2 separate regions of the Homo sapiens genome follow, and region 1 is linked to region 2. Evidence: chromatin loops called from intact Hi-C (ENCODE). Cell type or tissue: heart right ventricle. All regions are shown on one strand. Links, peaks and the distances in the headings refer to the core of each region. The heading gives the core; the rest is flanking DNA. Region 1 overlaps LINC01929 (long intergenic non-protein coding RNA 1929). Region 2 overlaps TCF4 (transcription factor 4).

Region 1 (7,312 bases), core at 1,785-4,284, 100 kb before region 2:
AATGGACAAACTGGGATCAGCAAACCATAGCTCATAGGCCAAATCTACACCACTGCCTGTTTTTGTAAATAAGGTTTTATTGGGACATGGCCACACCCATTTTTAGATATGCCTGTCGCTGCCTTTGTACAGCAAGGACAAAGTTGAGAAGCTGCAACAGAGTCAGTGAAAGCCACAAAGCCTAAATTTTTTATCATCTGACCCTTTGCAGAAAAAAAATGTGTTAGCCCCTGCTCTAAGACAGTGAATTGCAAACTGTATTTGAAGGAGCACTGTTTCTACCAAATGGCATTAAATGTTACACGGGAAAACAATAGATAGGTTCCAAATGTTGGGAAATACCAGGTCATACAAAGTTAAACAAGTTGTTTGCTGCAGAATTTCTCTGAGCTCTTACTAAAGCTCCAAGAGGAGGATATGGAATGCTGCATGTTTTACAATTTTTTGGACCATAAAGCTCTTCATTTCAGAGAGCATCCCAAGAGACTAGTGTCCAATTTCCTGGGAAATGCTATTCTAGTGCTATGAGAGCAGCAGTTTTCAAAGCATTGACTTTGCAAGATATGGAGTAGACATAAGCATCACCAATTTTTGACTTTTAAAAACATCCACAACACTTGGAAAATACACAAGGAAACGGCCTTACTAATCGTGAGCTCAGTATACAACGGACATTTGGAAAGTCAGATAAATATAAACATAAAGTTGCTTGCTAGTAGCAGGCTCTGTTTTTGCAGAGCCAGACACGCTCAAAAAAAAATCCTAAAGTTGAAAGGAGAACAACCTGATATTTTACTTCAGTAGGTCTCAAATTTTCTACCACAGAGCCGCCATATTTCATGCCATGAGGTCTCTGCCTGGGAAGAAAGAAGGTCTAGGTTTTAACAGCCAATTTGGAAAAAAATATGGGTTTTACTACTAAAATTTACTAGTCCAACCTTTGTTCCAGAAATCAGGAACACACTTCTAGAGCGCCAAAAAGATAATGGTCACAGGTAGCCAGCCATGGACCAATGACCAAGGTTCAGACCCATGTTATAACTTTTCCCCCCACCATACTATCCTGCTCGTGGCCTGTGGGACACATTTTCTGGATGACTGGCCAGGCTAGGGGCCTAGCCCATAAGCTTGGGAAACTGCTAGCTTACTCACAACCTTGTCTGAATCAGCACAGGATAGGGGAAAAAACACCAGAAAGAGTTTGGTGAGTTCAAATGAAGACAATAAATTACAAAGTAGGATGGAGAGGGAGATGTTTCCTATTGTCTCAGAACCATGGTCAAAGTCCAAAGGTGAGCTTGAGTTGTTGGTGATAAACATGTCTCCATAAGGTTTACTAGAGGCTCCATCTCTGAACTATCCCCAATGAAATTAAGAAAAGACTTGAGTTGGGGATGGGAGAGTGGTAACATAAAGTTGCTTGCTAATAGCAGGCTCTGTTTTTGCAGAGGCAGCCACATTCAAAAAAAATCTTGAAGTTGGAAGGAGGACAACCTGATATTTTACTTCAGTAGGTATTTGGTGAAGTGCATGCTAGTGAAGAAAGTTTTTTCTGTCATGTCTTTGTAGTTGTGGCTAGTGGTGGTGCCTCTCTCTCCTCAAAACCAAGTAAGGCAATCTCCAAGGGAATCCTGAATAGATGCTGAAGGTGACTCTAAGAGACGTAGGCTGGCTGGATACATGCTAAACTGCAGATTTTGAGGTCTTCTCTGATGAGAGGAGTGGGGCATTGAGAGAGGATACTAGGAAATGAGGGGTAATGCACACTATCCTTTTTATTTCCTGATGCCTGCTGAGGTGAGAGGAGAGAAGGGTGTGTACTAGATATATGTCACCTGGAGTTTTGGGAAGGTGCATATTTGAGTATAGTAAATAGTGTTCGCTTAGAGACCAGAGATTCCTGAAGGTAGTTGCTCTAGGTCAGTAGCCCAAGACAGCAATGGCTTGTCATGCAATATACCTGGAAATGAGATATGGGCAGCCCCATCCCATTTCAAGGCTCTGTGGACCTGGGAAATACAAAAGAGGACTCCAGTGGCTCCCATAGCTCCATGGGAAGCAACATGGAAGCTGATGATAAGAGCCATAGAACCATTCAGGATGACCACTGGACCAAGCAACAGGAGACCCAGCACAGACAAGGAGTTGGAGATGTTTATCACTGCTCAAGGCCAATATACAACTGCCCTCTCTGGTGGAGGTGGAAGTTCCCAGTGATGGAGGGGGCCAAGATGAAGCTGAATGCTGTCCCTCAAACACACCACTTCTATGGAGGCTGCCAATGAACTGAGAGCACCAACCTCAGAAAGGACTGGCCTGAAGCAGAGCTCGACCAGGACAGCTTCCTCCCACCACACACCAGTCCATCTGTTTCTCATCTGCTGACCATGCCACGATGGGCCAGAATAGGATTCAGGAGGCTTCTGAAGTCTAAAGAAAGGAATTCAAAGAGAGAAGGAAATATGTAAGTACACGAAGAACAAACCACCAACCTTCAAGCCACTGGAGTCACAGACTGGGGGAGTCAACATTTGTGGGGGAGAACACAAGCTCTGAATCTGATTTGAGACTGAAGTATCAAAATACAAAAGACTGAATCTTAAATAACAAAGTGAACTGTTCTAATAACCAAAAGTGACAGGAAAGTTAGAGGAGCAGGCCAAATTGCTGTTAAGGGAGTTACTTTCCAGCAGGAAAGGTGGGTCAACATATCCTCGTTGAAGGGGTTGTCATTGTATAAGTGTAAAACTGTTTCATTTTTATACCCATAACAAGTTGAGACTCCCTAATAAATTTGTTACGTAAGGTAAACACTTTGGACAGAACTTTAATGCTTTCATATTTCTACTGCTTTTCTTCCAAAGGATTCTGAAGGCAACATGCCAATATTTTCCCCATTCTGCAAATTAGCACACGGAGAGAGTGGTGTTGGTTATCAAAGGGACTCAATCTATCTACAGCCTTCTGTCTCATACTCATATCATGAGGCGGCTCACTCCCCCTCAGACCCAAATGTGATCTGTTTTTAATTGGGAACAGAACTTTTCAATTCTTGAGCCCAAAACAAATTAAAAAGTAGAAGAAGGAGGAGGGGAAGGACAAGAAAAAGGTTTGCTTTTCCCCTAATTTGAGAATCTGTGATTTCTCACTGGTTTTATCAGTACCAAGATTTTTTGTTTTGTTTTGTTTTGTGGGTTTTTTTTTTTTAATGATTCTTTTCTCTTTTTTTCACAGTTCTCTATTCAAGACTAAATTTATCTGCTTTAAAAAATCCATCTGGCTTTTGTGTTATGGAAGCCCACACAAGCCTGCACCAACCGTTCTAGAAGCAACAAAGAGTTATCAAACGGAGTAAGTTTCAAATGAAGGGACAGCAAGTTAATTAAGGCCTGAGTTTCTTAATAAGGAATGAAGCACAGTGGAGACTTGAATGATGCCAAAACACATGAAAGTTTCAAAGACTAAAACAGTTTGTGAGGAAGAAAAAAAGAAGAAGTGACTTGGACAATTTTTTAGGTTCTACCCCCAAAATAAATATATCTATTCCCATTTGTATCAACAGACAAATGTAAATATCACTCAAAGAATCTCAAACTAACATTAACATGAGAATGAAATATAAATAATTCTGAATGTAAAGCCTAAGTATAAAACATAGTATAAAAAATGTAAATATAATAAAACTAGGAATAACAACATTGCATTACGTTGATTGTTAAGAGATTGTCACTGGTTTTCTTCAGAAACTTTAGGCAGATTTTCCTCTTCTATACTATTCTTGACAAAGTATAATTTCTTTCAACCAATGGATGAACAACGTCCAATAAAGTGAAACCTTTCTGCAAAAAAAATTATTTTATTCAAGTGATCCTGGTGCTAATGAGATGCATTGTTATTAGGCTTTATTTTTAATATTTTTATATCAATGTTAATGGGCAAGAAAAATGGGGAAAATCTCTTAGGAAAGATCAATATATTTCTAAGTTATTGAAAAGCCTGTAGATTTAAAATGTGCGTAATATATTCCTGCTATACTGGCATGATCTAGGGAGAGGCCCTACTAAACTAAGAATTAAGGGATCTGAAAGCTCATTTCAATCCTGCCTCAGATGTTTTCAGGGAGATGCTTTAGCACATGGTACCTCAGTTCACTCCTCAGAACAAGGAAGCTGTTGATAGCCACACCAAATCCTGCATGCCTCTAGGAAATGAATTAAGAATTCATGTGTGAAATGTTTCTTTGAATTTTATAATGAAATGGCATCTTATAATTGTATGATATGGCAAAGTGAAATCAGGGTGTGGTTATGTTGAAACGTTTCTGTTTCTTTGGCTAAACCAAAGATAAACAAGCAACTTTTTCTGAAAGCAGACTTCCTTGGGGGAAAATCAAATTGTTGCAAATTATAGAAAGGGAGAGAAGACAGGGAGATGGATGGAGAATTTTGAGGAGGGCATAGACCAGACAGGCTCAAAAAGCTCAGTTACCATCCTGTTAAAATATAACCCACAAAATGTTACACCATAGCATTCTTCACAGCCATCTGCTTCTGCCATCAACTTTGATTCCCACAAACAGATTTCAAAAGTTGAATCTGGCCCTCAGTGAGTTTAGGAACATTCAGCAGGACTATCTGTATGTGATCAGAAAATTCACCAACTCTCTATTCCTGTCTCCAGAAACAATCTATCTCTCATCCTTTCCAATTAAGGCATAACATGGTCTTGTAATTCCTTGTAGCTTTTCACATCCTTCACAGGGCCTAGCAGAAAATTTAAATATAGTTTGGACTCCCATCCTTTTCTCTCCATCTCCACTTCCACCCCTGCCCCCAGGCCTACCGTGTCAAGTCATCTTTCCTCAGCTGGATGACTGCGATAGCCTCCTACTGGTTTCCTGTCGTCCACTCTAATCTCTTTCCCACAGCCACAGTGAACTTTGTCCAAAGGAAATCAGATTGTGTACTCCCCTGCTTAAAACCTTCCAATGGTTTTGCATTGCACTCTAAAAAAAAAAAAAATCTAACTCCATATAATAGCTGCCAAGACTTTATATGTCAGTTAGTCATTGCTGCATAACAAACCACCACAAAACTCCATGTCGTAAAACCACAAAAATTATTTATTTTTTATGTATCTGCTTAGCTGATATAGGCTGGACGTGGGCTTATGCACGTATCTTTGGGTTTGGTTGGGGTTCTATTTCACATAATTCTCCTTCTCTTACCCGCAGACCTTATGCTAATAAGCCAGTCTTTTAATGAGGATTTTTTTTTTTTTTTTACAATATTGACAGGCAAGCATGATCTGGGAGTGGATTTACCCACTAGGCATAGAAAGCACAATGACTAGGGCCTGCAACACTTTTAGGAGTCCAGATAATTGCTTTAATTTTACATTATTTTAAAATCAGGAGGAAAACTTGAATACAATATTAATGCATATTTACAAATAAATTCACTAATATATTTGTCTTTATACCAATGCAGTTTTAAAATATATTTTTGAATTTTCTTTATGGAGGAAGTGGCCTGGAAGGTAAAAATGCTGAGGACCACAAAGCTCATAATGCAGCCTTGCACAATCCTAGTTAATCAAACTTGAAGCATAGAAAACTCATTGTTGGTTCTCTGTTCTCTTACTTAAGTAAGTCATGGAACATCATGAAATGTCAATTTCCTCCCTAAAATAACACGGCGGTAACTGGCAAGAGATTCGCCTATCCTTTATAAAAGTAGAGTACCCCAAACACTGGATGATTCCTCCTTATAGTCATTAATTTGCTCTACCCTGGAACTCTTGGCTGGTTTTGCTTATTATGAGAGACACAATTTTAAAACAGTATTGTTCTAGGTCTGTCATTGCCACCATGGGTCATAATATAAAGGAACAATATGGAGAGTTACTTTAGTCCTGTGCAAAGAACAGAGGAAGACTTTATTCTCCAAAGTTTTATACCACTTTCCAGGAGTCTCCTTTACATTTTAATTCTATAAAAGTCCCATTCATATTATCAATTCTATTAGGTTTATAGAAATCTAATGCTGGCCAAACATCATGAGACTCAGAGGGGACGCAAAAATAGAAGTTACTGTTTGAAGAAGAGAAGCAAAACAACTCTTCCTCTGTAAAGATAGTTCAAAAGTAAGAACTTTCTTTATCTTGCATAGTCTTGTCATTCTCACAAGAATAAATGTTCTTAGTGACCATCTATATATATAGTTATTCCATCCATTTTAAAAGAAGCTGTGTAATTTTTTTAGATCACTGTACATAATACATTCCAATGTTAACTGTGTCCTTGTGAAACTCTAAATTAGCTTTATAATCTTTAAAGTATTTTGACATAATTCTTTGCTTTTTTAATGGATAGTTAATTTCCTGTTTCCATGTAACCCTTGATGACTCTGTGAAAGCTTGGATTACTTTTCCTCTCTAGTTCCCAAACCACAAATGGGAAAAACTGCAATCCTGCAGTGGCCACATCACCTACCTAAATATTTTCACAGATTCTGAGATTTGTTTCCTTGCTGAACTGGGAGAGAAACTTTCATGGCATTTTACCCTCTGGAATATAAAATTAATTTAATCTTATCTTTGTTTACACATACTTCTTGGTACCCAGCAGTCCTAAAATACCTCCACGGACTCCATAACAATATGACTTTTCATGGGCTCCATTTTTGGGGTGTCCATGTGTCTTGTGGCCCATGAATTGTAGAAAGCATTTCTTCTTCCCTAACTCTGAATCTCATGCCTAAAATTTCCTAAACTTAGGCCAGTCATCTATTCATCCCTTCATCATACTTCTGAGCATAACACTGAGATATATCTTCAAATAATACAGAGGGAGATTTTGGAACGCCCAAGCATGTCCTCTGTGGCATCGACTCCTGGGCAGGAAGCGTGGGTGGCCCGCTTAGGGTCACCTGTCAGGGTGTCTGGTCTAAAAGAAAAAAGGAAGAACAGGCTTGAATCTCAGCAAGGCGGCCTCTTCCTCTCAGCTGTCTCTTTCATTCTAAGGAAAGGGTCTCTGATTTACCTGGTGGAACTAAGGTAGTGGTTGTCAAAGACAGGCCCTGAGCCAACAGCGATAACATCACCGGGAACTCATTAGAAATACATATTACTGGGCTTCACTCCAGACTTCCCAAACTGGAAACTCTGAGATGGGGCCCACTGACCTGTGTTTTAACAATCCCTTCAAGTGATTCAAGTTTGAGAATCACGGGACTAAGATGTTTTTATTAAAACTGAAAGTTGAACCCACAAATTTTTCACTTGGCCCCACCAAGGCCTTATTCAAATCTGT
Region 2 (7,312 bases), core at 4,595-7,094:
AAAAATGTTATCTTTTATTATTGTACTTTTTTAGAGATGGGGGTCTCATTATGTTGCCCAGGCTGGATTTGAACTTCTGGGCTTAAGCGATCCTCCCACCTCAGCAGGTGTCCCCACCTAGCTGGGACTACAAGCATGCACCACCATACCTGGCTTATTTTTTATGATTTAGCTCATTGAGATGGACATTTTTAAATGCATGTTACGATCAAAAATAAGCATTCAGAGATTCCAGTGGTTCCTCTTTTCATTAAGCTGTTTGCATGTTTTATAGCTGCAAGAGATTTAAGTTTCTTTTAGTAACAAGTTTGCCTTCTTCCCGGTGCCCACTACAGTGGTTTTGATCCATGATCTAAGGTCCCAGGACGTTATTGCACTGGTTTCTTGTTTTTGTTTCTCTGAGTTGATGGGACGATCATAGGCAGAATCCAGATGATGGAAAAGATGTGTTTGAATTAAAGAGAAAGAGGAAAACCCTGGTATGTGTGAAGGTTCTGGGAGAGACAGGCTAATGGGGTGCTTGATAATCTGATTGGAAAGAAGCCTGCAGAAGCTGCATTGCAGAGGAAGAACATCATCAGAGAGGGAGGTGGAAGGCCTGCAGTCACACAAGGGGAGCCATATTCTGGATGAGAAAGGGCATTAGACATATTTTAATCCAAGCCAGTGAATCCACCCTCTAAACTCCAGACAACACCAGCAACTTTGGGATCATGAAATGTCTACTGGCTTTAACATCAACAGACCTGAATTTGCCTCTGAGTTACTTTGCCCTGGTCACCTGCACTGACCACAGCCCTCAGAGGCTGGCATGGTCTCTCTCTAAGGTGTGGAGGATAATACTGATTGCTTAGATTTGCAGCGAGGCTTGATGGAATAATGTCTGTGGAAGTGCCATCATTGTGGAAACAGAGCTTTCATGAGGTTGAGATTGCTTGAACATGTTCCTTATAAGTGAGCTCCTTCTGTTTTCAGATTTTTCTAACACTAGGTAGGTGGGAGTTTCATTAAATGTAGGAGAAAATGGGAAATCATAGTAGAATCTGGGAAGATGCACAACTTGATCCAGATGACTTCCCACCTTTGAGGACAGAATTGGGAGTGGGGGTGGGGGCCAGGGAAGACATTGCAAATAGAGGTCATTGCTGCAGTCCCGTGATTAGGGCATGCATGTGTAAATATTCACACATCATACAATCTCTATGTGATGCACTGACACGTTCTCTGTGTCAACATGGATGGAGCACAAGGCAGGTCTTATAATATTTACTCCAAGATGTAGGTGCTATTATCCACATTTCACAGCTGAAGGAAATGGGTCTGTGGAGTAGCTTGTTCAAAAGCATATATCTTGTATGGTATTAGATGGTCAAAGCCCTGTGTGAGTATAAGCTTATACCTGTGACATGAAAAATACAGGAAAGCGTCTATTGCTTTACTGCTGTTAATAATTATCAGTGTGATTTTAAATGTCTTTTGGAACAAAGGTTGGTAAAAATTAAGGAAATGGCATTGCCTCCTCCCACCGGATGTTTTTGTCCAGGCATCCTTTCCTTACCACACTCTGTAGATCCACTCTTCACACCTGCCTAACTCAAAGGCCTATCCCTGTCTCTTGTAAGTGCTCTCCACATTTCACGACCTCTTTCTTTTGTCTTTCTTTTTGAGATGGAGTCTCACTCTGTCACCCAGGCTGGAGTGCAGTGGCACGATCTCCGCTCACCACAACCTCTGCCTCCTGGGTTCAAGAGATTCTCCTGCTTCAGCCTCCTGAGTAGCTGGGATTAGGGGCACAGCCACCACGCTTGAATAATGTTTGCATTTTTTGTAGAGATGGGGTTTCGCCATGTTAACCAGGCTGGTCTCAAACTCCTGACCTCAGGTGATCTGCCTACCTCGCCCTCCCAAAGTGCTGGGATTACAGGCGTGAGCCACCGCGCTTGGCCTCCCACCTCTTATTCATACCAGCCAGCTTCTCCCCTCCTTCATGGAAATTTCCATATTGAAACCTCTCCCTCATCCTGGCTATCATGCTCTGTAGGATACCCCAGCAATCTTCCTAGTATCAATTACTCCCTGCCCAGTTCTTCATTGTTCCTCTATAGCCCCCGTCACTTCCATTTGCTGTTTTAGTTGCTCACACATACCCTTGGGTTGTAGACCTCTGGAGGGCTAAAGTATCATTTTATTGACATAATGGTATGTTGCAAAGGGTTCTCGGATAGGGAGGCAGGCAACCAGAGTTCCTTTTAGGGCTTGGGCATGAGCTTGAGGGAACTGTGCAGATCCAGCTAAGTTCTCAAGGCCTCACTTGCCTTCCCTTTAAAATGTATGGTTTGGCCTAGATTTTCCTATACATCCTCAGAATAATCAATAATACCATGTGGATATTTCTTTTCTTTCCTTTTTAAAATTTTTGAAACAGGGTCTCACTCTGTCGCCCAGCCTAGAGTGCAGTGGCGTGATCATGGCTCATTGCTGCCTCAACCTCCTGGGCTCAAGCTATCTTCCTGTCTTAACCTCTTGAGTAGCTGGGACCACAAACACAGGCCAACACACCTGGCTATTTTTTTTTTTTTTTTTTTTTTTTTTTTTTAGAGACAGGGGTCTCACTTTGTTGCCCAGGCTGGTCTTGAACTCCTGGGCCTCAAGTGATCTCCCACCTTGGCTTCTGAAAGTGCTGGGATTACAGGTGTGAGCAACTGTGCTCAGCTAGGATGCAGATATTTCCATCCTGTACACGTGAGCTTTGAATAACTCTGTAAACCCCAAAGATCAGCCAAGGGTTTCCAGGTATTGTTGCTTGGGTGATGGGAAAGTGATGCAAATGAGAAAAAATGCATAATCATCATTTAAGCTACCATAATTGTCTTCCTACAAGTCTACTTCTTTACAGTGCAGAAAGGCTTGCCATTGTTTTAGGTCCATTATCTTCTCTGCCTGCCGAAATACTCCTCACACCTGGTCACTTTTACAAATATCCCATCTTTTCCGGAAGCAGCTGCAGTGTCTCTCTCCACCACTCCCCAGCATGGTTTGTTCCTACCTTCAGGTAATTATTGTGTTGGTCATATAGATGCATCTATTGCCTTCCAACCGGACTTACAGGTAGGGATTGTTGCCTTTTAACTCCCCCAGTGCTTTTGACTTGATCAGCACTCGATAATAAGTCAATTGATAAATGGATGATGTGATTATTTAAATTTTTCAGGTTATGGGTGCTGTTGGGTCTCCTCTTGGTCCTTTTCCATTCCTGTCTTCTCCTTACTGCTGCAATACCTTTTATCAAAGAGCGATGGATTTTTGAGAGATGGTAATAAATGGGAGGATCTGTAAAAGGAAAGTCAATTGATTTTCTACTATAGTTCCTTTGGGTGGTGTGTGGATGTGATTTGATAAGACCCTGAGATCACGGGATACTGAGATCACGGGATACTGTGCAGACTCGAATTGTGCTGCCCATTTAGCACTTAAAATCTAAGTGGGCCAGACTCATGGCAGTGTGGGCTCCTGAACTGGATTTCAGAACAGAAAAAAAGGATATTAGTGGATAAACTGGTGAAATTCGAATAAAATACCACTGCTAATGTCTTAGTTTTGACAAATGTACCATGGTTATGCAATGTTTTACCTTTAGGGGAAACTGGGTGAAGGGTACATGGAAATGTTATGTATTATTTTTGCAACTATTCTATAAATCTAAAATTATTCCAAAAGACAAAGGTTATTTTTAAAAAAGTGGGTGGGCCAGAGTGAAAATTTTCAGTTTGGCTAGCAGACTCTTGCTGCGTGAATATTCTCACATCTAGTTATATCCCAACAATTTGTAGAATAGGTTGAAAAAGAGAACTGCAGGGAAGTTTAAAAACTCTCCTGTAAAAGATTCATGAAAAGGCAGTAGAAAAAAAATAAAAGCAAAACAAACAAAAAACAAGACTGTGGGCAGCTGGTGGGGGAGGCCTAATATTAAAGGTGGGAAGCCAAGTGGCTGCTCAAAAGGTGGGTCAGTGCAGTGACCCTGGGCTCAAAATCAGGATACTGGCTACTTGTTTTAGCCCCAAGAACTTGAGCACATCACTTTGCCTGCATTTGCCCATCTTTGAAATGGTCTCACTGAGACTCACAAATAAAGATATATAAAATAAAATAATTCCTTACAAAAATCAAGTTTTCCTATTCTCCAAAATTTTGTCATTTTTTGCTCAAGAACAAAAGAGTTCCTCACTCGTGGGCTGGTTATGGTCAAAAACCTCAAAACAGCAAGTCTGATTCTGCATGAGCATTTTCACTTTGCACTTGGCAAGTTTCAGCTTCCTCTTAGAAGAATGTTCATGCCAATGCTAAAGCCATTTGACTTCTAAATATAGTGTAACAGATGTTAATAGGAACAGTATTATTTTCTGTTACACAAAGGGTCTTTCTTTAAAAGCCAGACACCAGCCCAGTTCTGGTTAGGCTCAACCATTTCAATCAAGGTAAATAGGATTGTTTTTTTCCTTTCCCAAGTATTGAAGATTTTGGTATCTTACACCAGATTTTCTTAACTTGACCCATGAACAAGTATCCATGCCTAGATGCTAGAGAGATTTGTCAAGGCCAGGCACCGTGGCTCATACCTATAATCCCAGCACTTTGGGAGGCCAAGTTGGGAGGGTCACTGGAGTTCAGGAGTTCAAGACTAGCTCAGGCAGAAGAGCAAGACCCTGTCTATAGGAAAAATTTAAAAAAATTCGCTGGGCATGGTGGCACATGCTTGTAGTCCCAGCTACTCAGGAGGCTGAGACAGGAGGATCATTGAGCCCAGGAGGCTGAAGCTGCATTGGTAAGATTGTAGCCACTGCACTTCAGCCTGGTTGACAGATGGAGAACCTGTCTCTTAAAAAAAATAAAAAAGTTGAATGTGACGTTTCATACATATATCCTTTTCCCCCCCTCTATGGAGTGGTTTCATTCATCTTCCAAGTGTCCAAAACTCAAAAATGGCAAGAAACACTTGTGCATACACACCACTCCATAGCAAAAAGCCTAAACTATAATTGTTATATTTAGGTACAGATTCAGTAATCTTAATATCTAACACTCCAAACAAATACCCAGATACTGGCTGCCTGGTTGATTTCACTTTTTGACCCCACAACACCCAGCAACTCTGAGGGCTGCACCTCAATGCACATTGGCTTTTAACTATTGCTTTCTCATAGCTGTGACACTGTCTTCCTTTCCTGAAAACATGTGGATTTTCACTTGAGGCACTTTTGTTCATCAAACCTTATCGATTTAAATGATCTCTCAAGAATACCAAAGTGACTCTGGCTCTTCTTGCCCTTCTAGTCCTTTAAAGACTGGCCATGTTTCTTTATAACACAGGCTGTGACCAGTGAGAATGTGGACTTGTAAACCATTTGAATGAGAATGCCTTATGGAACAAGAGATCTTCTGGCTGGCAGAGCATGAAGCGTCCCAAGTGCAATTTAAATGTGCGATCCTGGTGTGATTTGAATATATGCAGCACACTAGTTCCTTCTGTTGATTTCAATGTCTCCCTTAAAGGGGCTTACACATGAAATTTCTTGGGCTGTTCCTCAAGAGAAAGGTGCTCTACAGATGAAGCCCAGAGTATAAATTTCACTTGGTTTCAGATGAATGGACCGAATTATGAGGCTAAAAATGATTCCCTATTTCAGCCCCTTTGGATACTCCTCCCTTCTTCATTTCTAAAATTACTGTGATCTTAACTTCTGGATAATACTTTAGGTTCTCCAGCAATTTAACTTCCCTTTGAAAATGAACCAAAATGTAAGATTAATGTACCTTTTAATGTGGTCCTCTAAAAGAGAACAATGTTAATAGACACTACACAAGATACTGTAGGGGTGCACAGGCACATTCCCCCCCACCCCTTTTCAGTAGTAGTTATATGATCAAATATAATACTAAAAGACTAAATGCTTGTGGCTCTTTTATATATATTTAAAACACACAGTAAGAACATAAGAACATCTCAAATCATTTAGAAGGTAAAAGGGGGTTATCAACCAAAATCTTTGGAAATTTCATAAAATTTAAATATCTGCAAACAGTCCAACCAAAAACGAAAAAAAAAAAAATCCCAACATTTGGCTATGGAGGGCACTTCACATGTGAACCAAATGGCGTTATAACATTTTCCTTCAACTAGTCACTAAACCCAATTAGAAAGAATACAAGAGCAATATTGGAGACATCCCCAAATACCACGTACTTGATTAGAACATTCTGTTATGAAGCGCTCAGCTACCGCGGGCTTTCCTTTACATTGCATACATTACTTTACATTTCTACAGTGCAATGTTGAAATAGCCTCCAAATTTTGCAAAGTAGATTGATGTCCATTCTACAAAAATATTAACTTACAGTACATAACACTGAATAATTTTAATCTGTACATTTTTTTCCTTCCATGATAGTTGACACACGTCAGTTTGTACAAGTTAGAAAAAAACATCTGGTTGTTTACATCTGGATTAATAGTCAACAGAGGCAACCAGAAGTGGTGGGGCGGATGTAGTTTGAGAAAGTATAAATACAGTGTTAATATTAACTGTAGTTAACAATATTCAGCTTTTAACAAAGTGATACAAAATAAATCATCTTAGATTTTTGACTGAAAAGATCTGAGAATGTTCTGCCAAACAGCCGACCAACTGGTGCAAAAGGTTAAGGCTGACTTGACTTAGCAACCTGCAGCACAACCGAAAACACTGGTGCAGTTCAGAGCTCTTCAAATGCATAGCTTCAGTGTTACACACACATTAATTATATTCCTTCAATTAGTTAATCCTCTAGACAGTTTTCTTTTTGTTTTGCATGCATCCCGTTCCATTTTCATTAAGGGCATCTCTTCCTTGATCAATCATGTGCTTTGCTTTTCAATTTGTTTTTGTGATTTTTTTTGTATGTTTTGTTTGTTAAGCTGTCAATACCTCCAACACTTGGAAAATGAAATATAGATGCGTTTTACTTACAGAAGAGAATCATAGCTATATGGACAATGCAAAATGAAATGAAACAAGTGTCAGAAACAGTTTATAAAAATGGCACATTTATTGCTACAGAACGGTCATGTACATGACTTCATCGAATAACTACAGATGGGAAACAGGTAATGGCCTTGACCAAGCTGGGTTTGTTTTTGTCTTGAAGGAACTCCAGCACACAACCTGTTTGGACACTTCTACAAATCAGAAATACACCAAAAACATGAAAAAATCGAGGCACTCAGCCACACATTGAAAACAAGGTGTAACTGTTTATCTTTTTTTTTTTTTTTGAA

The links. A loop is a pair of places that touch in the nucleus more often than their neighbours do. Peaks named below come from ENCODE experiments on the same cell type or tissue, not always from the same donor. Only the 100,000 strongest peaks of a DNase experiment are listed, where the experiment ranks them.
Region 1: it touches region 2 in a loop (3-fold over the local background); 15 of 110 quality-filtered maps call a loop at or near these places.

Annotation. Positions count from the first base shown.
Region 1 is chr18:55,114,654-55,121,965 of GRCh38, forward strand. LINC01929 (long intergenic non-protein coding RNA 1929) reads right to left here. Exons shown (of 3, transcript NR_110743.1): 2 at 2,301-2,430. Among named protein-coding and RNA genes, the nearest start is that of LINC01929, 6.0 kb to the right of the region's middle. In heart right ventricle, for the core only: no CTCF peak of the experiment used is centred there; no DNase peak of the experiment used is centred there; H3K27ac peaks cover 2,374 bases.
Region 2 is chr18:55,216,388-55,223,699 of GRCh38, forward strand. It overlaps TCF4 (transcription factor 4), which reads right to left. Exons shown (of 20, transcript NM_001083962.2): 20 at 5,798-7,312. Among named protein-coding and RNA genes, the nearest start is that of LINC01929, 96 kb to the left of the region's middle. In heart right ventricle, for the core only: no CTCF peak of the experiment used is centred there; no DNase peak of the experiment used is centred there; H3K27ac peaks cover 1,146 bases.